Regions from separate parts of the Mus musculus genome. Here all the other regions are linked to region 3. A link is a loop called in an ENCODE intact Hi-C map of the cell type or tissue named here. Cell type or tissue: left cerebral cortex. All regions are shown on one strand. Region 1 has its middle 120 kb from the start of Hnrnpa1l2-ps2. Region 2 has its middle 120 kb from the start of Cdh18. Region 3 holds the start of Cdh18 (cadherin 18).

The links. Hi-C counts contacts between places; a loop is a spot of excess contacts. Peaks named below come from ENCODE experiments on the same cell type or tissue, not always from the same donor. Only the 100,000 strongest peaks of a DNase experiment are listed, where the experiment ranks them.
Region 1: it touches region 3 in a loop (2.4-fold over the local background); 2 of 42 quality-filtered maps call a loop at or near these places.
Region 2: it touches region 3 in a loop (3-fold over the local background); 2 of 42 quality-filtered maps call a loop at or near these places.

Annotation. Positions count from the first base shown.
Region 1 is chr15:22,829,237-22,837,236 of GRCm38, reverse strand. It overlaps a transcript of Cdh18 not described here. Among named protein-coding and RNA genes, the nearest start is that of Hnrnpa1l2-ps2, 120 kb to the right of the region's middle. In left cerebral cortex, a CTCF peak has its summit at 3,930 (motif pointing left); a DNase peak (open chromatin) is centred at 3,927.
Region 2 is chr15:22,907,899-22,915,898 of GRCm38, reverse strand. It overlaps a transcript of Cdh18 not described here and the pseudogene Gm19840. Among named protein-coding and RNA genes, the nearest start is that of Cdh18, 120 kb to the left of the region's middle. In left cerebral cortex, no CTCF peak of the experiment used is centred here; DNase peaks (open chromatin) are centred at 1,855, 2,209, 3,985, 4,255 and 1 more place; H3K27ac peaks cover 803 bases.
Region 3 is chr15:23,031,612-23,039,611 of GRCm38, reverse strand. Cdh18 (cadherin 18) reads right to left here and starts at 3,149. Exons shown (of 12, transcript NM_001081299.1): 1 at 3,030-3,149. In left cerebral cortex, no CTCF peak of the experiment used is centred here; DNase peaks (open chromatin) are centred at 1,825, 2,151, 2,911, 3,205 and 1 more place; H3K4me3 peaks cover 3,244 bases; H3K27ac peaks cover 2,682 bases.

The DNA.
Region 1 (8,000 bases), 200 kb after region 3:
ATTTTCTAAGCATTTTTTTTTCTTATAATGTTTTTTGCCATTTTACTGTTTGTATTTGGTAGTTTTCTTTCTTAATTTTTCAAAATGTATTTATACACTCACAATTCATCCCAATTGCACACCCTCTTCCTAGTGTCACTGTCACAAGCCCCTACCATTATTACCCTATCCCCTTCTCCTTAGAGAAGGGAAAGACCTCCGTGGGTAGGGTCCATCCTGCACTAGAACAACAAATCACAGCAGCACTAAGATCAGCCCACTGAGGCATCTCCAGGTAGTCCAGCTAGGGGAAGGGAATACAATGACAGGCACCAGAGTCAGAGACAGCCTTCTCTCCAACTTTTATGGGACTGACATGAAGACCAAGCTGCATAAGTATGCAGTGGGCCTAGGTTCTGTCCCTGCATGATCTTTGTAGTTGGCAGTTCATTCTCTGTTATTTGACTTTGATGGTCTTCTTGTGGTATCCTTGATTCCTCCTGCTTATTCAGTCCTATCTCCCAGTCTTATTATTTTTAGAAAATTAGTCATATTATTAGGTTTCTCCACTATGAAAAATAAAATGAATGAGTTTTTGGAAGTTTACTAAATAGTAAGTTATTCTATGTGCAATATGACATCATGTTCTTTTCATAGGAATCCACCTTCCTTATATGTCACACCTAATGGAGTATGTGAATACGAAAAATCCTACATCATTCAACATGGAACACAAAGCTGTCCATTGAACCGAAACCAGAGGGTTTGTGTAGAGTACTCATTGCCTGATAAGAATTTTACGAGCCTAGAGACAGAGAATCGGCCCCTATGGGTCTAAAGACATCATGGATAACAATTTAAAATATGTTCTTAAATTATATTTGTCCTTTGCATTTAACATTAACCAGAATTTGATTCAGTATCTCAATTTCAGTTACTGGGATTTTGGGCTCCTTAATGTAAATATGTCTGTTTAATTCGCAATAGCTGAATTATGATACAGCCTTGTTAATTTTTTTATTATTATTTTAATAGATATTTTCTTTATTTACATTTCAAATGCTATCCAGAAAGTTCCCTATACCCTCTCACCACCCTGCTCCCCTACCCACCCACTCCCACTTCTTGGCCCTGGCATCCCCCTGTACTGGGGCATATAAAGTTTGCAAGACCAAGGGGCCTCTCTTCTCAATGATGGCTGACACAAGAAAATCAAGAAGAAGGAAGACCAACGAGTGGATACTTCATTCCTCCCTAGAATAGGGAATAAAATACCCATGGAAGGAGTTGCAGAGACAAAGTTTGGAGCTAATACAAAAGGTTGGACCATCCGGAGACTGCCCCACTCGGGGGTTCATCCCATAATCAGCCACCAAACGCAGACACTATTGCATATACCAGCAAGATTCAGCCTTGTTAATTCTTTTCCATATTTGCCCTTACAGGTTGAATCTGAAATGACCATTTTCAACTCCTATGTTTGACCACTTGGTCTCAGGATTGTGACACCATTTGGAAGTTCATAGAACATTTAGGAGGTGGGGCTTTCTTTATATAGTCTGTTACTAGGACCAGGCCTTAGCGTTTTACAGCTGTGCTGTACTTCCTGTCTGTTAGCTGTTTCTTGATTGCGTATACATGTGATCACACATCATGATTTTGCTGCCATGGATTATGAACTGAAGGATTATGAACTGTTCTCCCAAATCTGTAAAGGGAAATCTGTAAAGGGAAATAGTATCTTCCTTCCTGATGGTGCTTCTTCTTCTTCTTCTTGTTCTTCTTCTTGTTCTTCTTCTTGTTCTTCTTCTTGTTCTTCTTCTTCTTGTTCTTCTTCTTCTTGTTCTTCTTGTTCTTGTTCTCCTTCTTCTTCTTCTTCTTCTTCTTCTTCTTCTTCTTCTTCTTCTTCTTCTTCTTCTTCTTCTTCCTCCTTCTTCTTCTTCTTCTTCTTCTTCTTCTTCTTCTTCTTCTTCTTCTTCTTCTTCTTCTTCTTCTTCTTCTTCTTCTAATACCTTTTTATTGAATTTTGATTTTGAAAATGCATCATCACAAACATCTAAAAACTCTACATTAAAACTTCCCCAATAAATGAAGAGAGGTCCTTTTTGCACATTTGCATTCATGAAAGGTATGGTTTCTTAGGATATAGGTCATTTTTGAAAACATAGTCATGACTAACACAATTTCATGTCCAACTCAGTATTTCATGTGACTACAGTGGTAAGACTAGGTGCATACAACTGATAACTTTAATGTTTACATTTATACATTTAATATTTTACCTACTTTGAAGAATATTGTTCTTTATTTCTTATTTAAAAAAGAAGCCTTTTATTTTATTTGGCATACATACCTTTTACACCATGTTTGTAACTCTAAACTCTCCTTTTCAGTAAGACTTGAAGTCTTTGGTGGATGATGAAGAGGGCAGATTCTGGAGTAAGTATGAACTCAGCAATAAGAGATATAAATAGTAATGCATATATATATATATATATATATATATATTTACATATATATATATATATATATATATTCATTTTCACATATACATGCTGTTCCTTATTGATTTTTATAGTAATTGGTATTATTAATTTGCAGAGAAATTATATTTATTTGGACTTTGCCTGTCATTACTTGGTTAATTGGGTAACTTCGATTTTTCCAAATATTTCAAGTCAGTTCTCTTACTCTTGTTATGTATGATCTTCAACTGAAATATAGTACAACTATTAAATATTCATCATAGTGCTCATTTAAAAAAACGGAGAAAATAGAAAAAACTTGATAGTACAAGCACAGGAAAAAGTTTTGCTGAGGAATTTTCTTAATGATTTATACTTTACTTTAAAAACACTCGCTGAGGTCTAGGAAGACGAGTCCGTAGGGGAAGGGGCCTTCCATCAGCCTGATAATCAGGGTCCAAGCCACCCTTGACAAATTCCTGGTGCAAAGAGAGGAATTCTCATAGGTAGACACAGGTTATCAAAAGGAGAAATAACGGTAATAGAAAAATAGAAAGGATATAAATAATAATAATATACTGTTCACTGAGAGGGGAAGGAGACATAAAAGGAGAAATGTTTTTTAAAAAGTACACAAATACTGCTTCTAGATCCCTCTGTAAGAGTTGGGAGGAGGATCGAAAGAGCTAAAGGGGATGGCAACCCTATAAGAAGACCACAGTATCAAGGGACCCTGGTTCCCAGAGACTGAGCATCCAACCACAGAGCACACATTGGCTACTTCATGCCTCTCCCTGCCCCCACCATATATCTAGCAGAGGACTGCTTTGTTTGGCCTCAGTGAGAGAAGATGAGTCTAATACAGTAGAGACTTGATTTCCCAGGGAAGGGGGATGCTGCTGTTGCTGCTGCTGCTACTGCTGCTGTTGCTGGTGGTGGTGGTGGGTAAATCAATCAGGGATGGGTGTTAGTTGGGTAGGGGTGGGTGGCTGGATATGGGAACATCTCAGAGGCAAAGCAGAGGGGAAATGGGTTGAAGAACATTGTGAGGAGGGACAGGGAGGGGACAGCATTTGGAATGTAAGTAAATGAAAGGAAGGAAGGGAGGGAGGGAGGCAGGGAGGGAGGGAGGGAGGGAGGAAGGAAGGAAGGAAGGAAGGAAGGAAGGAAGGAAGGAAGGAAGGAAGGAAGGAAGGAAGACTGTCCTTACGTGGTGAAATGATAGTAAAGTGTACTCAGTAGGTAAAGCAGAGCTCAGAGAATTCTTTGGAATGTATTTATCTTGTTAAGCAAAGGAGATGTTATTTTACTTCTACCACTGTCTTTGTCAAAGCTTTCTTTTATCTACAGAATAATTCTATTCTACAGATTTTGGAAAAAAAAAAGATTGGATAATAAGTAATGAATTTTACAACCATGTAAACTTTGATAAAATACCAACTTCAAACTGTAGTGGGTTTAGTTCCCCCTAGTGGTAATTGGTCAAGATTCTACAAAATCCATAAAGCACTCAGACAAGCACTTCAAATTATATTTGAAAAACTCTCTCCATTTCTCACATTTTTTCAATAGCTCATATGCATCATCTGCATAGATTACAAAGTCATGCCAGAGGGAAATATTTGTTTTTATTTCCAGACCAATGATTGCTGACCATGGTGATCCATTTGTTTATAACAGCAGATTGAAATTGTAGTGAATTCCAATCTATTAAGTATAATGTAGTTTAACAGTGTGATAAAAATTAAAATTATACTGATATATAAATCTTACTAAAAGCCTTAAAAACAATTGCTACTTCTTAATGAGTAATAGCAACCATATGTTATTGTAGTACAAGTATCAATTATAATATACAAGACTATTTTACCAAACATGAACACCACGATTTCACTGTTTTAATATATTTTTTGAAATTGTAAATTGTTATTAAAATATTTGTCATCTTCTTGTATATATTTAACACTCTGTGCTCCTCCTCTCCCCTCCCCCACATACACACACACACAAAAAGTGGCTTTTGCTTGGGGACTTGCTAGAAAAAGAAGGCATTTCAGAATTTATTTTTATAATTATTTTACTGTCATAAATGATCCATATGTTTCATTACTTTGTGAACTTAAATCCTCAGGCAAAGCACTCTGGAATAGAGTACAAACTAAAGATATTTATTTGAAATAACCACAACTATGATGCACACAGCTACGCTATGTTGGAAAAAAAAAAAGGAAAAACTTCAGCCTCTAATTAGCATTAAATTATAGTTATTAGGTTTTGACAAAGTGCTGTCCAAGCTATTTTCTTTTTTTTTTTTTTTTTTTTTTTTTTTTTTTTTTTGGTTATGCTTAGAAAGTGTATCACGTTTTCCTGGAAGCTGTCTTCATTCCAAGAATCTTCAGTCCTGTCCTGCTCCTGCTCTCTTCTCTCCTGTAGGTGTTATTTCTCCTTTGTAGCTGTCATTTTGTCAATTGTGAAATAGTTTGCTTCCACCCTATGTCTATGAGTTATATTGAAGCAAAGACATGTCACATCCATGAATCTTACAAGGATGAGGGATGAGAAGACAGTTATTTTTAGATAAAAAACTTTACTCTGAAATACTTTGTATTGTTTTGTTAGAGCTAAAATGTGGTGTGTAGAGCCCAACTATTTTGTAAATAGCATTTTATATTCTTGTGATTTCTCTTTAAGTTCTTGATGCAAAATTACAACGTACTGCATAAAATATCTATATCATATTTTGTTTGTTCTTACCATTTGGTTTTGTTCTACTTGCTGTTTTGTTTTGTACAACATCATTCTGTAACCCAAGTTGGCTTTGTGGTCTTAAAAGCCATGTAACATAGGTAAGTCTTAAACTCATGGTGACTATTCTGACCCAGATACCTGCTCTTCACATTCTCTCCCACATCTTCTTTCCCACTCCCAACCATCAGTGTTTACTCCTAACAATGTCACCTGTTTACTTACCTAAATGCAATTATACAATATCCCTTATTTATTCATATAAAGGTTCACTCTATGACTCTCACCATGGGTTAATATAAACTGGTCCTATATCCTCAAAGAAGACACATGGTTAAGAGTACGCATTGTTTACTACCATATGAATGTCTGATACTAAATGGGCATCTATAAACCAGTATTCACTACATAATCAGAAACCGTACTTGGAGAAGAACTTATCTTAGGCTTCTTGGCTCCAAGGATGCTGAGAGAAAAGCCTGTTTTTTGTTTTTGTTTTTGTTTTTTCTGTTTAAAGCTTCACGAAGGTTAAGTTCTTATAGTAACCTAAACCCATGAGAATAACTACAGTAGTAAAATAAAAATGAAAGCAATGTTTTAAAGTACACATGTAGCAGAAGTATATGAAAATTCTTCTCCAAGTATGAAAAAAATAACAGCAGCAGAAAGAGCAGAAATAACTGTAGAAGCAAAAATAGAAGAAAGGCTCCTAATGCAATAAAAACGGTTAAACCAGAAATGAAGGGTAATGCTCTAAAGTACAACTAAAAATGAATATTGAGAAAGCAAACGTTTAATAGAACTTTTGGTGTACATTGTATTGTTAATAAGTCAGAGCAGAAGACCAGACTATGAGGGTATGCTGGAATTGGCCCCCAAAGAAACTGTATGATAAAGGTGACTTTTAAGGGACTGAAACAAATCATCTGAGGCAGTTAAATGGAAAAGCAGAGTAAGGATAGCAATCAGCTTCTGATAAAACAGACCATTAGATACTTAAAATTCTCACCCAGTTGATGCTATTTTTCACAAGTTAAATTGAAGTCAAGGTTAATTTCATATCTGAGAGTCAAACTAATCAGGGGGAGATTACTTTATAAATTAGGTAATGTCCAGAGTATTTAAGAAGTTAACACTGTTCAAGTAATTCACAGATAACACATTCAAATAAGAAAGCATTTATATAAATGATCAATGTATTCAAAACAGACATTTCCTCACAAAATGCACAAAGCTTCAAAGGGCATTGTAAAAGAAAAACAAAAAATTTTAGCCTAGCAGCTATAAAACAAGTTGAATTTGTACTATAAGAAAATCTAAGAACAGATGTTTTCAGTGTTAAATTATGAATTTAAGGAGAAATTAAATTAACATTACAGGACAGCAGTAAAATGGAAAAAAAAATCTATCTCACCAAAATCTAATAACCTTCTTAGGGATCTAAAATATATCATTTCTTTTTAGTCTAACAGAACAAAATTATGAAATCCAAAATTAATCAGTATTTTCAGGTTTGCAAAAGAGATACATGCTCACCGAGTAAATGAGTTAAACAAAGGAATATTAAATGAGATTTAAGTCATGGAGTATCAGACTTTCTTCTTCGGATAAAAATGATCCTCCTTGAGGAAAAACCTACAGAAACCAATAGACATTAATATGCTACATAATTTGTTTAGAAAGATTGTAAGATGCAATAAAATAAATCAGTTTATCTATATAGTTTCAAAAAATATCAGAAAGTTTAATAAAATTATTTCTATTTTAAGCAAAATAAAATTGAAGCACTGAAGTCATTGTATGACAATTTGCAAATACACTTTTGTAGGGAAGCAGGGAAGCTGACTGCAGATCTTGACCTGTCTCTCTGGTCCTCCAAGTCCAACCATCAGTACTCACTCCCAAAATCACATCAGAAAACGTGCTGCAGTCTCCCTTTCCCCTGCTCACCAAGTGGGTCACACAGATCTTCCCCTATTAGCCTTTTCCCTGTCACTAATTGCTTTCTTCTCGCATTCAACTTCATCAAGCAGTCTATGGGAAACGATAGAACATGTTGTCCAGGGAGAAAGTTGGCTATCTACAGATCTGCATCTCTCCCTCCATTCTTCCAAGTCCTATCTCCAGTCTCATCCCCAGCTTTGTAGCAGACCTTGTGTTGTTGTCTCAATTCATTTTCTGCCCATTGCCAGGAAACTAAGCAGAACCTACTGGATGACTGGGCTTTTCTCCCTCTTGTGAATCCCTTTGGAACCCTTTTCCATCCCGTCTCTATTTCTAAGAATATGAACTTTATACTACATGTATATTACATGGAATTTCCAGTGTTTAAATTTATCAGGACCCTTGGGAAATTTCCTGCAAGACAACATACTGCCACCAAGTTATTTTTCGAAACCAGAAGGAAAACTGAAATCAAAAGCAAAAGCACTCTTCCATCAAAGAGAAGACAAGATATTAGCATCTGCAAAAACAATCTTCCCTATGCCAGATGCATAGACACCAGTATAAATAGCCAGGACATTAAGACTCCCCTGGGGCCAAGCAACACTCCTAACTTCCCTTCCATGACTCATTGCTTTATGTTCCAAAGAGAACACTCCTCCATTGCAGGTAGGACTGCAATGTCTTTCTAACTCCAATAAACTCATTGGCTCACAAAAAGAGAGAGAGAGAGAGAGAGAGAGAGAGAGAGAGAGAGAAGAAAATATCTAATCTTTTTTTTTTTTAAGAACAGTACAGGGTTGTTCTTTGACATAAGAAGATATGGTTTTGATAAAAGAAGGAAAAGAGAAATAAAGGTGAGTTTTT
Region 2 (8,000 bases), 120 kb after region 3:
AATCATAAATTCAAAATACTCCGTTGATTTAACAGTTTTAATCTAAGAGTAGACAAGCCTCTTAAAAATTCTTCTTATTGTTTTTTGTTTGTTTGTTTTGGGGGGATTTTTATTGGTTTGTTTGTTTGCTTGTTTGTTTGTTTTTCAGACAAGGTTTGTCTGTTTATTCCTGGTCATCCTGAAACTTGATGTGTAGACAAGGCTGGCCTTAAACTCAGAGATTTGCTAGCTTCTGCCTCTCAAGTCCTGGGATTAAAGGAAAATACCATGTATTTTCTATCATAAGTGCCTGTAAAATATTGTGAATGTTGCGAAGAGAATATTCCCTGTTTTGTACTGACAGCTCAATAGTATAATACCCTTATGGCAAGATTAATCAATAGTCATGTCCTCTATACTTTTGTACTAAGAAGATACAATTTTAAGAAGCTCGGGGAGTAGATGAGAGACCTTGGCCAGGCTGAGTAAAGAGAAAATCCCATTGGTCACAGCTGTGAATCCAGCCTCAGGTTGTTGGCAGTATTCATTAGAAGTATAATTAATGAATCTGTGGGCAAGAGGTTATCTCTGCACAGAGAGGAATGAGGAGTGGAGAGGGAATTGATGGAGACATAGAAGGAGGGATTCAGAGAGGGAGAGAGAGAGGGAGAGAGAGAGAGAGAGAGAGAGAGAGAGAGAGAGAGAGAGAGAGAGAGAGAGAGAGAGAGAGAGAGAGAGAGAGAGGCAAAAGGAGAGGAACATGAGGTTTAAGGACCTAACTCTCAAAGGTTAAGTCACTGTCATGTTGACCAACCTCCACTGGAAGTATACATATCCAATAATATGTATACAGCACAAACTTTACTTAACATAAAAAATAATAAAAGAAATTAATTTGGGAGATTTGGATACAGAGGTGTGTCTGGAAGAAGTTAGGAATGTAGAAAATTATGATAAAATATTATTTTACAAAATTCTCAGGGCTCTAATAAAAACACGAGAAGAATTGCAAATTGTGATGGAAAAATTAATGACTGTGATACAAGGATATCAAGACTAGGTTCCTTGCTGGAAGCAGAAGCCCATCTAAGGAGAAGCAAGCAACTAACATAACCTTCCAGGAATATACAGATACTTCCATGTGTCTAATTTAAGGCAGTTGATAAATAATTTTGCTAAGAGGAGGGAGATGATGCTGGAAAGTGAAATATGTTCTCTCATCTGAGAGCAGGCTCTAAGATTACCAAAGCAGATTCTCATCCCAGATGGCAAGCTGTGTCATCTTGGACATATTTCAGGAGAAGAGCAACAGTCATAACTGAAATGAGAACAGAGCTCAAAGTGGTTCCCACAGCTCTGTGTGATGCTCTCTCCTTATCAAGAGCTTTAGGTCATTCCTATCTTTTTTTTTTTTTTTTTGGTTTTTCAAGACAGGGTTTCTCTGTATAGCCCTGGCTGTCCTGAAACTCACTTTGTAGACCAGGCTGGCCTCGAACTCAGAAATCGGCCTGCCTCTGCCTCCCGAGTGCTGGGATTAAAGGTGTGAGCCACCATGCCTGGCTTAGGTCATTCCTATCTTAAGGCATGAAGAAACTTAAGAGTATGAAAAAAAAAAAAGTTTTTTACAAGTTTCGAGTGCCAGATTCCAAAAGAAAAATGTGCTTATTTAGAAAAAAATACTGTGGACTGAGTAAGGATATTATTGTATTGCAAAGGATGCCAGCTAACAAAGAAGGGTTCGGGTTTGCAGCTACCCCTGATCCAGATGGACTAACCATTGAGAATTTTCTGTTTGTAGATCTAGGTTGTTGGCATCGCAATCCCAGACCGAATTGCTAGTGAAAAAGCGCTGGGGCAGAGTTTAAACCCTCATTTTCAGATTCTTGCTTTTTTGGATGAATATTCACTTGAAAAACGTTGGTGAAGCGTCATCTTTCTACCCTTGCCCGGCAACAAATTCCACCCTGAACTCTACTTTCTCACGACTTCATCTGCAACTATGTGTTTCATATATGTTTTCCTAAATCACCCGTGCTGAGGGACAGAGTGCCACAGTGGAAGTTTTGGGAAAGCAGAATTAATTCACAGTGAAGAGCGCTGTAAGTCTAAGGAGCCAGTATATTGCTCAGACCCAAACTGTGCAAATACACAAATGCTTCCATTAACTTGCACTCTTCAAAATCATCACCAATGATTGGGCTTGACCAGGGGAAAGCTGTATTCATGCATAGTAAACGGTTATCTCTTCAAACCAACACTGAGCATGCCTATCTCTTTGTACACTTACTATGAGTCCTCTTAATAGCACAACACCTACCCCTGCAATCTTGGCTCCATTCTATGCTTTTCTGCCTTCTTACTAGTGTAGTAAAATCCAGTGTTTCTAACTTCTGCATCCAGTTTCCCAGTGAATACAGTTAGAAACATATAGACATTTGAATTCATATTCACAAACTTTAATTATTAGTATTTGTAATTATATATATCTTTAATATCATCATTTAATAATTTCTTAGGAAAGTCTTGCAAGTTAAAGTAGAAAAGTCTGAACATGAGTTTGTATTCTGTACAAGTAAAACGCAATAATTTATTTTGACCTTATTCTAAAACGAATTTCATAGGTAAAATGTGTCTAGAAAAGGGAACATAACTAGTTCCTCTGAATTTAATTATGAAGTGCAACCCAAAGACGGGAAATATACTTGGGCTAAATAACATTAGACTGGGATTCCTTGTTTACATGTGGCAATCAACTCTGCCCTTTCTAAAAGAGTATTTGCTTAAATCTCGTGGAAATAAATTGAGTGCACTGATTCTAAGTTGAAGATTTATTAAGTAAATAAGTACAATGAGTTTAGAGCCCCCTCTGGGTTACAAACAACTTTTACCACAAGAAAGACAAAAAGGACTTAGTAACTGCAAATTGAAAAGAGGGAGATTTTAGTAATTCAGTCATTATAATCTCAAAATGTGATGCTGGTAAGGTTTTATCACATACTATTAATCTACTTTAACTGAATGGTGGGTGTGCTTTGCAACAGTAATTCTAGTATAATTTTGTTGCACTTTATGTAATGTGTATTTTTAAGCCAATAGTGAATAATATGAAAATCACAAATGTCTCAATTTTGTAAACAATAGTTGGATTACTCACACTTTCCCTGATTCTTTTGTTTACTAATTTGCTATCAGAAGCTAAGGAAAGGAAATAAACTGTTTTCATGTCTTCTGTCAAGGCACAGGAGATGGGGCATATAGGCCAGGAAGAGTGGTAGTATGCTAATAACATTTCTGTTTATTCTTCTGTAGTTATACTTTATTATCACAACAGATAATATCCAGAAAGGATCAACTTATTAAAAGTGAATAAAATACTACTCACATAAGATACTATGCAAGAAGTACAAAATATTTTCTACATCAAAGACAGAGTAATAGAAAACTTTTATAAAATAATTTCAATATGATAAAGTATTTTAGCAAAATGTTGAGGTACAAACTATTTATGCATCATAGTCACATTGTTTTGGTCAATACATTAAAATTTAAACTGTTCCCATGCAATGTATACAAGAGTCTGATCATATGCACTCCATTTTAAGAAACCTTCTGAATATATGATCAGTTATGAAATCATGCAAAACATTTACAGATGCTTTGTAAGCGTTGCAGTGTAACTTTTAAAGCAGTATCTTTGAAATATTTACCAAATTTTAGAATAAAACTTAGAATAATATAAGAATGTTTGGAACCCTAAGGTCATTTTGTGACTTTAGGTTTTAGTATATACCCAAAAAAATGTCTTTTAATCCTGCTGTTTCTCAAGGCTTCTACTAGTGTTATTCAAATGTCCTCTGGGCGTGCCTTTACCACGACATCAGCAAGTTGTCTTGTTATGCTGATGCACACAATTCTGTATGCAGCAGTCAATCAACAAAACTGGCAGAATGCTGGAGGTGGAAGTTACACATGGCAATGAAATTCTGCATCCTTTCTGTAATCAAGGATGTCAAGAAACTATCATATGCTTCAGCAGTAGTTAGTGGTCTGTGGGAGTTGGGGGTAGGGTGTTTCAATAGGATATACAGCAGTTCAAAGGTTAGTCTGTAAATGATGGTTTTTGTTTTTTGTTTTTTTTTCCAGTAGGACAGTAGTCTGTGAGAACACAGAATTCCTGTAGATTTAGTGTTTCAATATACTCTGTAAAGTTTATCCTTGTGTTTCTCAAATGCTAATTTCTCTGCCCACATATCTTGTTTCAATCTGGAGATGGTTTTGTTATGTTTATTCTTAGAAGATCCTGTGCTAAGTTTGTATAAACATTGTTCCTCATTCATTCCTGCCTTGCCAATAAGAGTCCATGAGCCAATATGAGCTTTACAAAGAGAATAGGTGGGATTCACAATTATAAGAGGGGTGAATAAAGAAGGAGAAAGGGAGGGAAGAGTCATGAGTGTTATGTAGCAGAAGATGGCCTAGTCTGCCATCACTGGGAAGAGAGGGCCCTTGATATTGTAAACTTTAGACATATATGCCCCAGTACAAGGGAATGCCAGAGCCAAGAAGCTGGAGTGGGGTGGGTAGGGGAGCAGGGCAGAGGAAGGGTATAGGGAACTTTCAGGATAGCATTTGAAATGTATATAAAGAAAATATCTAATAGAAAATAAATAAATAAATAAATAAATAAATAGAATAAAAAAAAGAGCAGAATCGAGAAAGGATAAAAACTTCAAGGAAGATGGGAATGTAGTCTGGGAGGAAGTCTTACTAGATTGGAGGTTTAGAATGGAGTAATATATGCACAGTATTCAACTGAATGCAATTTTAATAAATCTTAGTCTCCCTGGGTTGTTATTGTGGAATGAATTTGTTGAAATACAGTCCCCAAATTAATGGACTACATATATTAAAAAATAATTCATTTTACAAGTTCCAATAAATCACAAGTTCTCCAAGTGAGACATAAAATCTTACCTTGGATCTTTTGGTCATCTTTCTGGTATCTAAGGTTGTTACTCATAACATACAATATGCAACTAATAAGGTAATATTGATTAAGTGTAATTTAAAAAATGAAAATCAGAAAACTTTTCTGTGTCATTCTGTAAACATTCATTAACACTGACAAAAATACCCTATCTTCTATCCCATTAGTACAATGGCTCACAAAGTCCAATGGTCTACCATTTAAAAACAAAACAAAACAAAACAAAACAAAACAAAACAAGATAGGGCTGCTATGACCATAGTGGAGCACGTGTCCTTATTACCAGTTGGAACATCTTCTGGGTATATGCCCAGGAGAGGTATTGCTTGATCTACCAGTAGTACTATGTCCAGTTTTCTCAGGAATCTCGAGACTGATTTCCAGAGTGGTTGTACCAGTTTATAATCCCAGCAGCAATGGAGGAGTGTTCTTCTTTCTCTACATCCTCGCCAGCAACTGCTGTCACCTGAATTTTTGATCTTTGCCATTCTGACTGGTGTGAGGTGGAACTCAGGGTTGTTTTGATTTGCATTTTCCTGATGATTAAGGATGTTGAACATTTTTTCAAGTGCTTCTCAGCCCTTCAGTATTCCTCAGTTGAGAATTCTTTGTTTAGCTCTGATCCCCATTTTTAATGGGGTTATTTGAATTTCTGGAGTCCAGCTTCTTGAGTTCTTTGTATATATTGGATATTAGTCCCCTATCAGATTTAGGATTGGTAAACATTCTTTTCCAATCTGTTGATGGCATTTTTGTCTTATTGACAGTATCTTTTGCCCTATAGAAGCTTTGCAATTTTATGAGATCCAAGCTGGAAAGAACCCAGATGTCCCTCAACAGAAGAATGGATACAGAAAATGTGGTACATTTATACAATGGAGTACTACTCAGCCCATTAAAAACAATGAATTTATGAAATTCTTGGGTAATTGGATGTATCTGGAGGATTTCATCCTGAGTGAGGTAACCCAATCACAAAAGAAGTCACTTGATATGCACTCACTGATAAGTGGATATTAGCCCAGAAACCTAGAATAACCAAGATACAACTCCCAAAACACAAGAAAATCAAGAAGACCAACTCGTGGATACTTCATTCCTCCCTAGAATAGGGAATAAAATATCCATGGGAGGAGTTGCAGAGACAAAGTTTGGAGCTAAGACAAAAGGATGGACCATCTAGAGACTGCCCCAACCGGGCATCCATACCATAATCAGCCACCAAACACAGACACTATTGCATATGCCAGCAAGATTTTGCTGAAAAGCCCCTGATATAGCTGTCTCCTGTGAGGCTTTGCCAGTTCCTGGCAAATACAGAAGTGGATGTTCACAGTCATCTATAGGATGGAACACAGGGCCCCCAGTGTATGAGCTAGAGAAAGTACCAAAGAGCTGAAGGGGTCTGCAACCCTATAGGTGGAACAACAATATGAACTAATCAATACCTCCGGAGCTCGTGTCTCTAGCTGCAAATGTAGCAGAAGATGGCCTAGTCCACCATCATTGGGAAGAAAGGCCCCTAGGTCTTGCAAACTTTATATGCTCCAGTACAGGGGAACACCAGGGCCAAGAAGTGGGAGTGGGTGGGTAGGGGAGCCGGGTGGGGTGAGGGTATAGGGGACTTTTGGGATAGCATTTGAAATGTAAATGAAGAAAATATCTAATAAATAATTTAAAAAAAAAAACCCAAGATATCTATGAACTCACCAGTACTCTTCAGTTTAAACATACCTACACCCTCTCATTAGACACTTAGTGAGTATTCCTCCTTCTCATACCAGTCAGGGCTTGAGACCATGCAAGATCAGAAGGTCATGTAATGTGAGAAAAAGGATCTGAGCCATAATTATGCATGCTCCCAGCATATAACAAATTTTATTTTATTTTTCGTTGCTTCAGCATAATGGCTTCATGTAATTATAATATTTTATTAAAACTCACATTAAGCCATATATTTTGTCTACAAAGTATTAAAATAAAAAATAAACGTAAATGTCTTCACTGTAATCACAATGTCTTCAAAGAAGTATAACTAGTATAACTAGTATAACTAGTACTCACTATTGCAGTGCAGTCTATCTATGATGAATGACAATTTGACTCAGTGTGCTGGGATCAGAATAATAGGAAGTGATAGGGTCAAAATAATAACCACATTTTTGATGTGTTTGTTTGTCTCCTTACATGGAACTTTATTAGATGATGCAAAACATCAACTAGCAAATGTTGCCATGTGCTAAATTTTTGGGTGTAAATAAAAATTGATTATGACAGGCTGATTGATGAAGAAAATTAGATCTGCCTATAGTGTCAAAGGTTGATAATAATACCAGCACCTCCCCAGAAATCCATCACAAAGAGGAAGATGAAATCTCTATTTGCTGTGCTCAGTTTTAAGAAATTTCTATGTGTGAAAACGCATAAGAACAAGAGCTATTTAAAATGTATCATTACTTCCATTTTAAAGATATGCAAAGTGAAATTGCATTAAATACATTTTGTTCATTCATATGTATTTGTGTTTATGTGTTGATATATTCTTGCACATATATGTGCACTGGCAAGTGTACGGAGGTAAACATGTATGTGTATGCATGTAGAGCACAGAGGTCAACATCCCATACCTTCCATAACTATTTTAACCTTTATTTTTGAACAATGTGCTCAGCTGCCTACTAGATTCTAGCCAAGAAGATAAATAGCTTCCTCTTGTTGCCTTCCTAGCATAGAAATTACAGAGACCAGTTACCATTCAGGGCTCTAAGTTTCAGTGCTGAGATCTGAACTCGGGCAATCAGGCCGTGAATTCTGAATTGTTCGCATAAATTATAAGAGCTGGGGACATCTATAAGCAACATAATCAATTAATGGAACTTTTCTTAACAGTGACTATCTGTAGATGTCCATCCCACTAGTTACATACTATATGGAATGTGACATGGAATGGCAATTGATGTGTTACCGTTAGATTTTGTTATATAAAATGACAGATGTGTCCATCCGATTTGTATGTTTTCTCTCAGAAATTAAC
Region 3 (8,000 bases):
CCCAAACAATGAAAATGTAAAACAGAAAATTCATACTTCCATACTTCCATGTATATATTATTTTATTAATGGGCCATTGTTACAATAAAGATAATAGTAACAGATATTGTAAGCCCAACATGTGAACCTTTTGTTGGTGTTCTTTTCTACTCCTACTGTGATTTAGGACATGTATTCTGTGTCAGATTTTCAATTAATAGAAAAAATAAGGATGTGGTCATTACTGTGTTTTACAATAATGTGGTAGGACCTATTGAAAGTTTACAACTCGAGATCAATTCAATTTCAAAGTAATATGAGAATTCATGGGTAGTGCACACAAATTGATGCACATGGATAGGTGTCTACTTCATTGGCATGCTTATGACCATTTTGTAAACCTGCCCTTCACTATTGTAAGTGCAGTAGTTCACCATGAGAGAGTGATGTTTTCTTCCACACCTTACTGTAAAGTTAACAACATAAGGAGCTGCTACTTCTGGTTGCCTAACCTTTAGCAAAATGATCCTTGAATTTAATGTTTAGAGATCAAAGAGATTGCTACACTGTCTGCAAAGCTCAGGGCATCCCTCTACCCTAGCAAGAAATAACATCCAAATATCAATAGAACCAACATCCAAAAGTCCTAACCCAGAACACAGTCTTTAGGCATGAACACCTGAATGAAGATAGAGAATTAAGCAAATTGAAAAGTTTGCTGCGGTATTGTCTTTAGTAAGTAAAAAAAAAAAAAAAAAAGAATATAATACACACAATGTATATATCTAAATTTTGGGTTAGTTTTTGAAGGACTATACTGCATCAGTCAAGTGATTCAGCACAACTGAATGTTTATCTTCACCATTTTCAATGTGCTACAGTGTACATGCGTGTTTACATGTCACAACACCGATGTCAGAAAAATTAAAGGGATAGTTTCAACTCTTGACCAGCCATAAGTCAATTCAGAAAGGATGCAACCACTTCTAAAAATGCAGTTTACATTCATTGTGCCAGCAAAACAGAGGCATAGCCTAATAATGGTATTTCTACGATCCAATGGAATCAAACACATTATATACATAGAATACACTTTGTTTAAAATATCATAATATTTTAAACCACATCTCAGCCTCCCATATCCATTTTGACAAAAGTCATAGGAAGAATGATAATTACCAGATTCTACCATAGGAAGCCTCTGCAGGTATCAGGAGCTCTTGCCTCTGCTTGTGACTTCTGTAGCTAATTCTATTCAGGGTGCAGCAGTCAGAGTTTTAAGTAGAGTTCCCTATCACAGTCTGTCTACTGCCTCATTCTGCTTTGCTATTGGTTTACCTTCTGCTGGACCTTTCTGCTGCATTTGAAACAGCTTGCTCTCATTTTGTACAATTCACTGTTTTCAGGCCAGCAATCAATATTAGCTATTAGTATCATTTTTCTATTTGCTTTCTTAAGTTAGCTATCTGTGTTGAAAAACAGTAGAACTATATAGTGCATAAAGTGATTATTGACGGAAGCCTGTTTAGCGCATGCCTTGTGGAAGGAATGAATTGGGTGGCAGACACTAGGTTAATTCACTGGCTGTAAATATAGAATCAAACATATAGCAGGAAGCTTGAAAACAAAACTGCAATAATAATTGGTGCTGGACCAGAACGCTACAGAATGGACTCCCTTCTAGCATTACATTCTGTTTCCTCCTCCCACACATCACAAGGTATGCACAAGATCTTCTCTGGGTTTCAAACTCTTAATTCAGGACCTAATATGTTCTCTGAGGAGATTATATCCTCAGACAGAGAATGGTTATTGCAGAAGGATAGCCTCCTGCTTTTAACATCTGTGGGTGATCTCAGAGAGGTAGAAAAAGGTTGGAAAATGCAAGGAGTGCATACAGTTAGGTTTTTGGCTGCATAACAAAATTTTTCTCTGATCTGTCTCTGGACTCACAGCAGGCATGCCATCACCTGAGCAAACCAAAAAGCACAGTATTTTTTATTCCTAAGAATTTTTATTTGAGAAACCACAAGGATCACTTATCTTGACAAGGCAATTGACATGAGGTAAGGATATTTTAACAACCCTAACTAATAAGATTCTGTTTTCACCTGTTAACACATGAAAGCTTTGCTTGGCTACACATCTTCATGCACAGCACACTCACAGACAAGAATGGAAGCTATTTACCTTGATTGTCAGATGTGGAAACAAAGACAAAATTAGATGAATGTACACTCAGAACAGAACAAGGTTGGCAAGTTAAGGCACTGACTGAGAGTTAACAAACACACAGAGACACTAAATAAACTAGCTAGTGCTCCAGGAGTCAGCGGGCTTCTCTGCCTGCATCATTACTGTGCCTTTGGTAAAAACATAAAAGTTTCACCTTAGGTTTTCATAAACATTTATCTATGAAAACAGCTTGGGAAGGAAAACATTAAAAAAAAAAGGAAAAAAAATAAGAAATTTCTCAAAATCCAAGAGAGAACAAAAACAAAACAAGACAAAATTGTTCATCTTGCAGCAGTTTCAGTGTGCAGATACCTTGTCATTTTGCAGGATACTGGAAAGACCATAATTAAAAAGCACCATGTAAAATCCAATTGCAAAATCCCTGTTTGAGTCGGACCACGCTGATCTCACTTTTTTCAGACTGACATAAATGCCTCTGAATTGGATACCCTCAGTATTCAAATGTGCTGGCAGAGTCCCCTTCCAACTTCTTCAGGGGCAGAGCAGTTAACACACACGCACATCCTCAGAACCGCACATCCTCAGAACCGCACATCCATAGAACACACGGAACCAGCTGGATTGGAAGCACCACATTCCATAGGCTGTATAGCAGCATTCCGGCATGAAAAACACAAATTTATACTAGCGGCAAGGCTGCCGGCTGCAACTTTCCCATTAGCACAGTATCTTGTGAAAAGCATCCAGGAGGAAGATTTCACCAATGCTGTTTCACTCCGAACTGAGTAAGCAGCCCCATTGTACAAAAATATTAATGTCACGACAGAGTAAAGTGTGATGTATTGAAACCTTACCTTGGCTGACTTGCCCTAACTGCTGGAAAGGAACTTAATTTATGAGAAGCACAGGGGGCACTTTCTCAGAGCTCTGGGCACTGCTGCTCACGGTCCTCGGAGAGCCCAGGCTCCGGCTCCGCACCTCCAGCCCCAGGCTCCCAGGCTGGGTCTCTGCAGCTCCCGAGCGCGTCTCTGATTGGCTGGCAGCTCGTGTCGGCCTGCTGCTCAGCTCGGCTCTCGCAGTCTCTCCTCCTTCCTCCCTGACTCTCCCTCTACTCCCTTCCCCTTTTGCTTCCTTCTCCCCCACCCCACCGTACATACTTTTGGGGCTGCACAAATACCCTTTTTGTCCCATAGACAAGGTCACACAGAAAGCAATAAGGTTAATAAGAATCACACACACACACACACACAGGCAAACAAAACAAAAATCTTGTGTTCTTCAAAAATGACAGCCAGGATGCAGGACGCAGGACGACTCGGGTGACAGTTTAGACCAGCAGTACTCTGCGGGGGATGGGAAAGTAGGGGCCAGAGCAAGGGATGACTGTCAGATGGAATGGGAGTATACATCAGAAGGGAAAGAGCAAAGGCAGGCAGGGCAAGCGCTGATGTGGCAAGCTGGTAATAAATTTTCATATTTCCGTGCAAAGTCGTCACAGCCTGCTAAACATCCAACTGCTGGCTCACTCATCAGCGATCCCTAGTATAGAGGAAGTCCAGCGATTTAGCCTGAGAGATGCCCTTTCATGCCGTGTCCCAAGTACTCAAGGCGTGTAGGGTTTATATTAGATGGAGCTTCCTCTTGGAGGTCAGCATTATATTTCTGAAGATGAATGGTACTGCAGTGCCTTCCCAGCCTCTTGCTAGTGCCAGAAGAACTAAGCCATGCGTGAACTTCTCACCTCTTCTGACTCCTGAATAAATTACAACGCTTTGTAATGTACACAGCTTATGATAACAGGGATTTCAGGCCTGACTGGCTGTTTTCAAAATTGATGTGAGCAGCTGAGGCAGCTTCAGTACTTTCTCCCAGCGGGAAGTCAGTCACGCACACTCACCCATCAATACCATCCTGCATCTCACTGGAAGCATCATAGTAAACAAGGGTGGGTGTTTTTCGAAATGGAGCGACTACTCCAAGGGTCTCATGACAGGGATATCAACACTCGTAAGGGATTCTCATTGGTTGCCGACACCAAGAAAATAGCATTCCTTTGGATACATAGTTGCTAAAACTACCAAAGCCCCTTTTGAATGCACACCAGAGGAAAAACTCTCCGGTTGAAAAGAGGTAGTGTTAACAGGATGCAGATTTGCTAATGTGCAAAACAGATGTGAGCTTTAGCATCAAGGTTGGGATTTTTCTCATGATGCTGCTGTAGATGAATACAGCATACAGCATAACTCACCCTCAACATATTTCTTCAAATTTAGGAAATATTCGTTTTCCCAAACCTGTATGTGTGTGTGTGTGTGTGTGTGTGTGTGTGTGTGTGGTTGTGTGTGTGAAAAAAATCAGTAAGATACCCAAGCATTTATTCATAAATCATGGTAAAAGTTTGACAAAGGTTACTTAACTTGTAACATTCCGATCTTATTTGGTCTTTTTCTACTTTGAGAAAGGTCATTTGAGAAGATAAGGTAAGTGGTTTTTCTTTTAAAGTGCAGCAGAGGGAATGTTTAGAATCAACTACTTATATTTGACTGTCTTTATTTCATGGGAGTATTGAAGAGTAGAACTATTTCAGTTGGTTTGGGGGTTGATATTTTGAAAGGAACAAACAGAAATAGTGCTGGAATTGAATTACCTCTTGTGAAAGAATCTCACATTGAAGTTGCACTACAAAACATGTAATAAGTCAATTAAAATTTGGAAGTCACCAACATTTGAACTGTTAGGAAAAAGTAGAACAGGAACAGCAGTGTCAGAATAATGAGCCAATGTTCTCTCAGGTTTTATTTATTCTCTCCCTTGTGGCTCCCAATACAAATGAAGGATTTCTATATATGGTGTCCTAATTTACTTTAAAATAATATTTCCTAAAAAGTTGAGATTATATTACACTATTTTATCTTTACATATCCTCCCTTCATATACTCCATATATATATATATATATATATATATATATATATATATATATATATATATATATATATTCTTGCTCTCTTTCAAATCCATGGCCTCTTTTTCCCCACTAATTGCTGATATACACACACATACACATGATGTAGATGTATCATATATAGTTAAATATATAAGTAGAATCTGATCGGTCTGTATGTTACTTTGATTGTCTGATAAACCTACAAATATACACAGAAGTAGAATTATATGGTAATCCATTTTTTCTTATTTAAAGGAATATTGAAAAGAGGATGCAGCTCATATCTTGCTCTGTAAGGAGGCACTGGTGATTGAGGGAAAGGTAGTTTTGATGAGTAAAAAGGATAGGAAGGCGAGCGTTTGGTCTCAAAGAAGTCGTGTGGTTTAATTTTAGCATTGTATACTATAGCATCCTCAGGAGAAGACTAACTCTGCTTATTACATCATTTCTAGGTGATTGAAATAGAATGTTTGTTTGCCACCAGGCTACAACTGTGTTTTCTCAACCATCAGTCATGAGAATTTCAGGGGTGTGCTAGAAAAGTAAACAAGGTTTTATTGACCTCCATTTGGGGTTTTCCATCGTTAAGTCAACAATAACTGAATGGAGCAGAGATGCATCATATGGGTCAACATTTTCTTGCTGACAACCGCAAAAAGTACAACCCATTCCTAAAATATCTATTTATCAAATGTGGATGTATATAAATTACTCTGCTCTCAGATTATGGGCTGTAGATGCTCTCTAAATTCCACAATACCATGTACAGTATACTTAAGTGACTTTAAAAGTTTGATGCTCTACCAGTAAGCACTTCCCAGCATCCACAATAACTTCCAGGTTTGTTGGCTGTATATGGTATAGGTCCCCAGTTGGGGCAGTCTCTGGAAGCCTGATAGGGCTGTCTCCTAAGAGGCTCTGCTAGAGCCTGACAAATACAGAGGCTGAAGCTTGCAGCTAACCTATGGACTGAGCTCAGGGTCCCCCATGGAGGAGTTGGAGAAGGGACTGATGGAGCTGAGGGCTGAGGGGGTTTGCAGCCCCATGAAGGGAGCAACAGTGTTAACTGGCCAGACTTCAGGGACTGGACCACCAACCAAAGAGTACACATGGAGCATCCCATGGTGCTGGCCACATATGTGGCAGAAGATGTCCTTGTTGAACATTAGTGGGAGGAGAGGCCCTTGGGCCTGAGGTTGTTCGATGTTCCAATGTAGGGAAATGTGAGGGCAGAAGAACAAGAGTGGACATTCTCATAGAAGCAAGGGGGGGGGGGAGGGATAAGGGTTTTGAAGGGGAGACCTGGAAAGGGGAAAACATTTGAAATGTAAATAAAGAAAATATTCAATAAAAAATTTTTTAAAATATTTGATGCTCATAATCTGTGACACACTTCCCCAGCAATCTGAAGATGAATCTGTTGGCCACCTATTACATGATATGTGTTTTCAGGGAACAGAGAAGACAGCATATCGACTAGTATGGATCATGGTGACTAGAGGAAAGGCAGGTAGTAAGGAGTTGACCATTTTCTCCTGATGTCAAAGATGAAAAGACTGGATGGTTTATCAGTCAACAGAATTTACTATGGAGCTAATGTCAGAAGCTGAAAGCCTGGGAGTTTCTGCTGCACAGCCCTTTTTGTGTTACCTTGGGAGAGTTAGAAGAAATATTTTAGCTGGCAAAAGAGCAGCATTTAACACAGGATTGACGCTGGTCAGACTAAAGAGACTAGAAAGACTAAAATGTATTGCTAAATGGTGAACATTTTGAAAGAAAAACTCAGAAAATTGTCACTTTAGATGCCATTACATGCTCAGTTTTACTGTGAAAATTTAGGAATCATATTTTCAAATACAAATGAAACAAGAATGTAAAAGTACATATCCAGTCTCCTTGTCACTCAATAGTGGGAGGAGTCAGTCTCCTTGTCACTCAATAATGGGAGGAGTCAGTCTCCTTCTCACTCAATAGAGGGAGGATTCAAGAGCACAAGGATGACAAGGTAGTTCATCCTTGAGTGTCTTTATCGAGTTATCACATGAAGCAATGCATGTGTTTGGGGTGTATAGCTTTTTGTGTTGATATGTGTTGAGAAAAGCCCATCTCATGCAGCTACGTAGCACATCAGTCATTTCAAATAGTTAGTTTGTTTTCAAGTAATATGTAGTAAAGGATTTGATTTTTATGTGAGAAAAATCTGAAAAAATTACAGTTTATATTAGCCAAAGATATACTTTGTATATCTTTGGTAGAAAGAATATGAGAAAAATTCTGTACTGGTAAAAAAAAAAATCACGTTACCTCCTCCTAAGGCACAGGAAACATCACAGGAGATGGACAGAATGTCTGTGAATGGACCTCTGTAAGATTGTCTCATGTGAACATGACAGGGTTTGTGGAACTCATGATCTCAGAAGAGCTGTGGTTTTGTGCAGAAGCCCTGTACATTCTCAACCTTTCAACATGGGTGGGAGACTGAGCCCACCCCTAACTGAGGACCCACTGGGAGTTGATAGCTGCTGGGCTGTGGCCATTGGTAAGAAGACTCTATTTTGAATCAACTGGATAATTCTGTTTTAAAATGGAGGTAAATTGGGAGGCATTTGACAAGTGAAATCTGAGTTGAGGAAACAGGAAAAGTGAGGCATAACTGTTATTAAATGCATTATATACTTGTGTGAAATTATCAAAAATAAATAAAATATCACCTTCAGTTTTATTACCGCAGTTTACCTAATAAAGCTAATCTTTACTCATTCTAGCACTTCAGCTTAAAATTGGTCAATAATAGTGCAAGAAAACAAAAGAAAGATCTCTATAAAGAGCCATGCAAGTACTATGATACCAATTATGCCTAAAACACAATATTTCCCTTC